2 separate regions of the Homo sapiens genome follow, and region 1 is linked to region 2. Evidence: read pairs that join two places in POLR2A ChIA-PET (ENCODE). Cell type or tissue: GM12878. All regions are shown on one strand. Each heading gives the region's core, and the rest is flanking DNA. Links, peaks and the distances in the headings are about the cores only. Region 1 has its middle 480 kb from the start of ERCC4. Region 2 has its middle 370 kb from the start of ERCC4.

The links. Peaks named below come from ENCODE experiments on the same cell type or tissue, not always from the same donor. Only the 100,000 strongest peaks of a DNase experiment are listed, where the experiment ranks them.
Region 1: POLR2A ChIA-PET joins it to region 2 with 14 read pairs; 2 of 35 experiments call an interaction of 5 or more read pairs at or near these places.

The regions. Positions count from the first base shown.
Region 1 is chr16:13,434,790-13,439,183 of GRCh38, reverse strand. It overlaps a transcript of SHISA9 not described here. Among named protein-coding and RNA genes, the nearest start is that of ERCC4, 480 kb to the left of the region's middle. RefSeq lists enhancers at 2,046-2,105, 2,346-2,515. In GM12878, for the core only: a CTCF peak has its summit at 3,119 (motif pointing right); DNase peaks (open chromatin) are centred at 889 and 2,313; H3K27ac peaks cover 1,731 bases.
Region 2 is chr16:13,551,914-13,556,307 of GRCh38, reverse strand. It overlaps a transcript of SHISA9 not described here. Among named protein-coding and RNA genes, the nearest start is that of ERCC4, 370 kb to the left of the region's middle. In GM12878, for the core only: no CTCF peak of the experiment used is centred there; DNase peaks (open chromatin) are centred at 2,727 and 3,457.

The DNA of each region.
Region 1 (4,394 bases), core at 287-4,286, 120 kb after region 2:
TAGGGGAAAAGAGGAGACATAGGGTCCATCTCTTGCTCTTATGTGAGCTCTCTGCTTCTATGAGTTTGACTTTTTTAAGACTTTTTTTAAGTTGTAAGTGAGCTCATGCACTATTTGTCTTCCTGTGTCTGGTTGATTTCACTTAGCATGATGTCCTCTAGGGGCATCCATATTTTCACAAATGGCGGGATTTTAAATGTTTGCTCTCTCCCGTAAAATGTCCCAAGAATGACCTACGTTTCCCTTGCTTTCTTTTAGGGTCACTTTTTCTAGTTTTCTCATTATCAGAGACAGCTGGGATGGAGCGGACCTCATTTTGCAAAGGAATAAAGACAGTAATTAAGTTGCCGTTTAGTCTTTTCCTTTCTGGGCTAACTAATCCCAATTATTTTTAACCTTTTCACATAGGCCTTTTATTTTCTGACCTTTTAATGAATTTTCACTGCTTACTTCTGGTTCTTCTCCAGCGGTTACATAGTCTTCACAGTTTGCCAAAACTTTTCAGTAGTCATAATGAAATGATTATTTTCCCCCTATTTGCAACAGCAAACTCCCATACATTTTTGAGAAATACCGAATAACAATGATATGTCTAATTTTTCAGTTACATTTCTGTAAGGACATTTTCTCTCCAAAGTGTCAGCTATGCTCTCTCCTTTTCTTTATTTTTGTAGCTTAATGTCTTATGTACAAAATAAAATGATTATTTAAGATTTGTTCAAATAGCTATCAAAGCACTACTAGATATGTAAGAGTGTGCTAGCTACTGTTAGAGATAGAAAATAGGTAGATGCTGTTAGGTCTCTGTGATACAAACGCCACAATGATGGGTATTGGGGAACTGATACTGTTTGAGCACCTCCTATGTGCCCAATGCATACTTAACCTCGTCTAAACCTCCCAGAATCTTAAGAAAATGATTTCATTGCCACTTTCCAGATGAGCAAACTAAGGGTCACACAAGGTGAATGCCTTGCAGATATTCTCACAGTTATTGAAATGGTATAAAAAGTGCTGAGGCCGGGTGCGGTGGCTCACATCTGTAATCCCAGCACTTTGGGAGGCCGAGGTGGGTGGATTACCTGAGGTCAGGAGTTCGAGACCAGCCTGGCCAGCATGGTGAAACCTCATCTCTACTAAAAATACAAAAATTAGCTGGGCCTGGTGGCGGATGCCTGTAATCCCAGCTACTTGGGAGGCTGAGACGGGAAAATGGCTTTAACCCAGGAAGCAGAGGTGGCAGTGAGCTGAGATCACGTCACTGCACTCCAGCCTGGGCAAAAACAGTGAAACTCTGTCTCAAAAAAAAAAAAAAAAAAGAAAAAAAAAGTGCTAGGAACTTAGACTTGCCTTCTCTTAGATCCACCACTTGGAATTGTCAAGCCTTTGATTATTTTTGCTGTCCTCACTGATAGGACCTTGGATCCCTTTCCCCATGAGTCAAGGATCATCTGGGGGAAAAAAGCTGATATCAATAATGACTTGAGAAATGCTCTGGGCCCCCAGAATTCAGTGGGGGAGTTCACAGCAGAGGGAATTGCAAGCTATCAGGATCTTCTCAGTAGAATCACAGTAACCGAGTTGTTTATGGCTTGGGAGGTAACACAGAAGAGGGTAAACACACGGGCCCTGGGGCCAGGCTGGGTCTCATCCGGGCTTCTCTGCTTACTGACTGCTCAGCCTCGGGCAAAAGGGGTCACCTCTCTCCACTTCCAGTTTTTCATCCGTAAAATTGGAATATTGATAATGTCTTTTTTACTGAGTGGTTGGGCATATTAATATGTTTAAAGTGCTTAGATTTCAGGCTGGAATAGATAAGTGCTGAGTAATTAGTAACCATCATCATCACAGAAATCTCTTTTCTCCCCAGGGTAGAGTGGGAGGGGAGCCTTTTAATGTCCATCTTTTTTGAAGCCATATCATCTTACAGTAACCATGGCAACCAATCCCCCCAGATGTTTCCATGACATTTTTTTTTGAGTAAAAACTTGAAAATCTTTTTTGTGAACCAAAGATCCCTAATTTTTCTGGAACGATGTGGTTTGGTTGTGTCCCCACCCGAATCTCATCCTGAATTGCAGCTCCCGTAATGTGCCATGGGAGGGACCCGGTGGGAGGTAACTGAATCATGGGGTGGGGTTTCCCTGTGCTTTTCTCATGAAAATGAGTAAGTCTCATGAGAGATGTCGGTTTATAAAGGGCAGTTCCCCTGCACATGCTCTCTTGCCTGCCCCCATTTAAGACTTTGCTTTGAACTGTTGGTGAAACCAAAGGTTACCCTGATTAAGCCCGTCAAACTTCACTGCCTTGCTTGCTTTTAATCATTTACTTCTGGTTGATCTTAAAAACTCCCACTAGCAAATCACGTGGCCAAACAATACGTGACTCAACTCCCACTAGCTTCCTGGGGGGATAACATCTCTGACTGTGTGTCACTATAGTAACAGGTGCCTAAAGTTGGTTTTCAGGAACTAGTATTACCAGAAATGGATCCCAATCCAGACCACAGGAGAGGCTTCTTGGATCTCATGCAAGAAAGAATCCAGGGTGAGTCCACAGAGTAAAGTAAAAGCAAGTTTATTAAGAAAGTAAAGGAATAAAAGAATGGCTACGTCATAGGCAGAGCAGCCCCTGAGAGCTGCTGATTGACTATTTTTGTGGTTATTTCTTGATCATATGTTACACAAAGGGTAGATTATTGATGAGTTTTCTGGGAAAGGGCTGAGGGATTCCTGGAATTGAGGGTTCCTCTTCTTTTTAGGCCATATGGGGTAATTTATGGACATTGCCATGGCATTTTAAACTTCCCTGGCACTGGTGAAATTGTCCTTTAGCATGCTAATGCATTATGGTTAGCATATAATGACCAGTGAGAATGGCCAGAGGCCACTTTTAGTCGCCATCTTGGATTTGGTAGGTTTTGGCTGGTTTCTTTACGACACCCTTTTTTACTAGCAGGGTCTTTGTGACCTGTATCTTTTGACCTCTTGTCTCATCCTGTTGACTAAGAATGCCTAACCTCCTGGGAATGCAGCCCAGTAGGTTTCAGCCTTATTTTACCCAGTCTGTATTCAAGACGGAGTCACTCTGGTTCTAACACCTCTGACACTAGGGGGCAGCTCTTGTTCTGTTCAAGCCAGTTCAGATAGCTGACCCTTCAACTGGGCCTACAAGGGTGCCCCAACAGTGACTTTTGACAGCAGAGGTCCAAAACTCCACCCTCAAGTTATGCTAAAGCCATCATTTTCTTCACATGAGTCCTGTGAAGAGCCATACAGCTCACTTATGCTTGCACAGAAACCTGATTCCCTCACCTTTCCTACCACACAATCACATTTCCTCACACTTTAGACCACCTTGCTTCCTATCCCAGAAGTACCCCCAAGCCCTATGTTCAGGGAGAGGATTTGAGATTTGTTCTTCTGTCTCCCAGCACAGCAGCCTTGTGAATCAAATCTTCACTCTTTTGCAAAACCTGTCACCTCAGTGATTGGCTTGCTGCGTGTGGGCAGAATGAACCTGGCTTGATAACATCAGAGGCTGTAGGATGTACTCTTTTTTTTCCCCTCAGGTTTTTGCCAAGGCTGAGCCCAGCAGAAGTAATTTTCAAAGGGTTGGGATAGTTTGTGTATTAGCTGACTCATTGAAAAGTGCCTTTTCCAGTCATATTCCAAAGAATGTAAAGTTATAAAAACAAAAACCCCCACTGGAACAAGTGTCATTTTCCACCAAGGTGGGCTTGATCACACACAGCTTTCTGTCCTTTCTTGTGACATAGTTTACTGTCATTTGCCTGATGTTTTATTTAACTTTGTTATGTGCATCTATCTCATCTTTTCAACCACATTTCAGATTCCTTGTGGGGAGAGTTCTTGCTGAACCTCTTTGAAGTCTTTGCAGTTCTAAGTGCTCCTGACATATAGTTATCTCAGTTACATTTACTGAAAAAAAAAAAAGATTCTAAGAATGGGTACATCTATCCTTTCAGGGAATAAATATGGTTAAAATGATAGAGGCTTTACTACAAAAATCAAAAACAAATCCTTGGGATATTCCTGGAAGCTGGTGTTTTCCTTAATTAACATAATGGATTCAGTAAATAGAGAGGAAAGTATGTTTGAAAAAAGAACAGATTACCTACAGGGCTGAAATCTTGTCACACAACACATTTGTAGTTTTAGTGTATTTTTCATTTTAAACAGGGATTATTAATTAAGCCCCAAAGGCTTTCTCTGCTCACAGTGCATTCTGAAAAGCACCAATCTCTTTCTAAACAAAACAGGCTCCAACTACTTTGTAATCAGAAGACTGGCTAATGGGCTGGTTGAATGCTACCGACTTGCTTAATTGAAGTTCCACTAAAAACCTGAAATACCAATCCTCTCCTATTCATT
Region 2 (4,394 bases), core at 267-4,266:
AGTTGTATGAACTTGGGCAAGTCATATAACCTTCCTGTGCCACATTTTCGTCTGTTAAATGGGAAATAATAAAAATACCCGAGTCACCACTGATTTAGCAGAATGACTTAATATTTAACATGTTTAGTACAAAACTGATTGATGGTGTGTGGTGAGAGAAATAAATAAACACACGTCCTGAAGGAGGAACTCAGGGAGATTTGAAAGGGTGGAATCGGAAAGTGGCTTTGTCTGGTTAGGCTAAGTGCTTTGCATAGCTCATCTCATCTACATCTGTATAATCTCAAGCCCGACCATATTTTCTCTCTTTTGTTTTTCTAACAAATGAGGAAACTGAGAACCAGCAGTGTGAGGTTGTTTGCCACTGAGCATATAGAGTAAGATCTGAGTAGCAGAGTGAGGAACTGAACCTAGATAAGATTTGATTCCCCAAAGTCCTACCTCCCCAGGCCAAACTGCACTGTGGGGCTGAGAGGTGGATAGTTATTTTACCTGTAAATACAAAATACCTTTCCACTTCCCTCCATCTAAGTAACGTGGGACAAAGGGCCTCAGGAAGAGAACAAGGGAGTATCAGTCTAGTAGGTAGCCTTAAAGCTCAGTGGGGCCAGTACTCGCTGTATGCTCCACTATGACAAATGGCCACAGTATGTTTGCTTGCACTTTGGGTGGAGTGGGGAACTTGCTACCTCCCCAGGCAGTCCATGTTATTTGCAGACCTCTGGGTTTGTCTGACACGCTTGTTGTACAAGTTCTCTCTCTTGCTCATTTTTAAACCAATTCGATTGCTTGTTCATTCAAAATTGTTTCTTCTCATGTAACCCCCACGTATCCTTTGTTTTCCTGGTATATAAAGGAACTACCAAATGTTCTCACATTTCGGTGGAAGAATGTGCTGTCTTTCCTCTTTTATTTTTTTGGAAAGCTCTGAGGAAGGTTATACCATCTTTATTCATTATCAAAAAACGCTTCTATATGGAAGTCAGGATTAACGTTTATAAGCCCAGAAAAAATGTTGTGTTCATGATACAGTTTTGTACAGGTAGGTTATTTCAGGGATAATAATAGTTAAAATTTATAAAGTGCTTATGATAACCAAGCACTGTACTAACAGTCTATATAGGTTATTTGCTCATTTAATTCTCTCAACAACCCTAAAGACTTTCATCCTCTCTGACTAGATTTGGAAATTAGGGCTGAGATAAGTCAGGTTCCTGGTCTTAGTTAATACTAATTATATACCAGAAATCTGATGTTTGAAGTTAATAGAAAGTCCAGTTCAAGTTGCCTTGAACGTCAAAAGGGATTTATTGATTTGAGTAAATGAATATTCCACAAGGAGATATGGCCTCAAATGGGATTTAACCCAAGGCACAGGGATGTTTCCCATCTCTTCTCTCCACCTTCTTCTTTTCTTCCTCACCCTAACAGCAATGCCCCTCATGATTCAAAATGGCTGCCAGGAGCTTGCAGGAGTCCTTTGTATTTCCCACATCTTCTTTTAGATGCAACCTGGGGCATTAAGAAAACAAATGAACTGGGCACGGTGGCTCTTTGGGAGGCCGAAGCAGGTGGATCACCTGAGGTGAGGAGTTCGAGACCAGCCTGACCAACATGGTGAAACCACGTCTCTGCTAAAAATACAAAAATTAGCTAGGTGTGGTGGCACATGCCTATAATCCCAGCTACTCGGGAGGCTGAGACAGGAGAATTGCTTGAACCTGGGAAGCGGAGGTTGCAGTGAGACAAGATTGAACTACTGTACTCCAGGCTCCATCAAAAAAAAAAAAAGAAAGAGAAGAAAAGAAAAAGAAAAAAAAAAAGGAAACAAATGTGAGAGTTCTTGTGTCACAGAGATTTTACCATGATTTTTTTCATTAATTTATAATAGAGTATTTATAGCAAAAATAAATACCAGACTTGTAGCATATAAGTCCTCTGTTTCCTTATCCCCATGCCCTTCCCTGTAGTTATCTCAGGTAGGCATGAAAGGTGTTTTTTTTTTTTTTTAATCTCTAGCAACTAGATCTCCTCTCTCATTGGCTCACATTTTATTAGGTTTGAACCAATCAGAATGGCTTCCTGGAGTATGTAGCTTGGTTTAAGCCAATCAGAGCCCACCCCTGGAGGTGAGGAAGAGACTCTGTATGTAAGAGGCAGAAGATGCCCAGCCAAAACCTGTGCTTTTTATTACCAAGAGGAAAAAGGAATAGATGCTAGTTATTTTTTTTTATACTTTTTACTTTCCCCCCAAAATAGAGGAAGCATATTCTCCCAGAACACTCATAGTTGTGGTCTTGTGCTATTTTAGAGGACCTGGTGCATGCTAGATTTTAATAGGATTTTATTTGTAATCCTTTACAGCCGTGACTGGTTTATTTTGGGTCACAATGAGATGTGGATCATCATCTGGTTTGGATTCTGATGTTTCTGGGCCTCCCCAGTTGGAAGATTTTATGCAGCCCCTGTAATAGTGGAAAATATGCTCAATTGTAAGGAGTTAATTGGCGCTAACTAAAGCACAGTGAACAGTTTGGTGGTGATTCACAGCGAAGGGATGGTTAAGGTTTAACAATGAAGCCACAAGAAATTTTCTTTAGAATTCAGTTGCACGATTTTTTTTTTCTTTTTTTTTAAATAGCAGCTCAGTTATTCAAAATCATTGTGCCTGGCTCACAAGCCAGGAAATGCTCAAATGAAAGCATGTGTTTCGGTTCTGGAGTTCCAATCTAATCTTTTCTCTCTGCTATGGTAGTGGTATTTTAGACCTGGTGAGCACTTAGGCTTTAAGTCACATGGACACAAGATCGAATCCCTGCTTTACCTTTTTGCTAGGTGGGCCTCTGTTCTCCCACCTGTAAAATGGTAGTGGTTAGTGGTAGCTACTGTAGAGATTTGCGGTAAAACTTAAAACAGATCATGTAAAGCACAGTGCCTAGCGTAGAATGAGATAGAGTGTTCAATAGTAGTTGCTAATATTGGAAGTGGTAATAGAAGATGGTGGAAAAATATGTGTCATCTTAGTCAAGTAATCTGCCCTCTTGGTGCCTCAGTTTCTTCACTTACAGAATGGGGAAATGAATAGTCCTACTTTCTGGAGTTGTTGGGAAGAGCAAGTGAACTAAAACACATCATTTAATGCTTGGCACATAGCAGGTGTTCAGAAAGCAGGTTGTGGTCCAGTGGTTCTCAGTCAGGGGTGTTTTTGTCCCCCAGGGGTCATTTGGCAATGTCTGGAGACATTTTTTGTTGTCACAATGGATGGAGGGTGCTACTGGCATCTAGATTGCAGAGGCCAGCATTGTGGCTCTATATCCCACAGTGCACAGAACAGGCCCCCACAACAAACGATTATCTGGCCCAAGAGATCAATAGCGCCTGTGGTTGAGAAACTCTGCTATAGTCAACAGCCTGAACATGGTCATCTTTTGCTCCTTTTGTGGCTTTTGTAACTTCTGCTTCCCACAGAGAATTGCTCCCTTGGGACAGAGGCCAATTATTAGAAGTGAAGAGAGCTAGCCTGACCTTGTGAAGTGGGTCTGGCTATTCTCACTTAAAAAAAAACTGTTTAAAAATAAGGCTTTAAAAAAAATCTCATTATTCTAAAGCACCCCAGGCTCCACCACCCCCTGGGCCGGTCTTTTCAAAGCCAACCTGGCTTTAAATAGCAGCGTCATCCGTTGTGACCTCGAGCAAGTTGTTGCTGTTTTTATCCTCAATTTACTCAACTGCGAAATGGCGATATTAATACATTTACCTCCAGGGTTGTTGCAGGGATGAAATCAGCTAAGGTAACAAAAGCACTTGCCACAAAGCCCGATACCATAGAAGGTGCATGAAGACCACTGCCATGTCTTGGTGGTTGCTGCCTCTGAAATGGCATCGTGACACCTGCCCTTCCCACCTCGGTGGAAGCTTAAAAATACAAACGGAACATAGACAGGAATGCATTTCCTCCAAAGTCAAAAGAAAGCACAAATGGAAGGGTGTTGTTAATATTAATTTGTGGGATGATGGGGAACCACCGGGGAGACTCCCTCTGGTGAGGATTTCATGAATTTCAGGAGAGCAGATCCAGCTCCCTGCAGAGCCTGAGCTCCTCGCTCTTGGTTTCTCTGCAGAGATGAACACAGACCTCTCATTCTGGAGAAGCCTGCATCTTATTTTCTGACTACTTCACTTATTCCACTACAACTGATTTTCTATTTTCTAGCAGAAAAAACACAAAGCTGAAGCAAAATGCGTCCCCACCTCTTTACCAATTGTATTTTTTTTTCTTTTCAGATGGAGTCTCGTTCTGTTACCCAGGCTGGAGTGCAGTGGTGAGATCTCAGCTCACTGCAACCTCCGCCTCCCAGCTTCAAGCATTTCTCCTGCCTCAGCGTCCCCAGTAG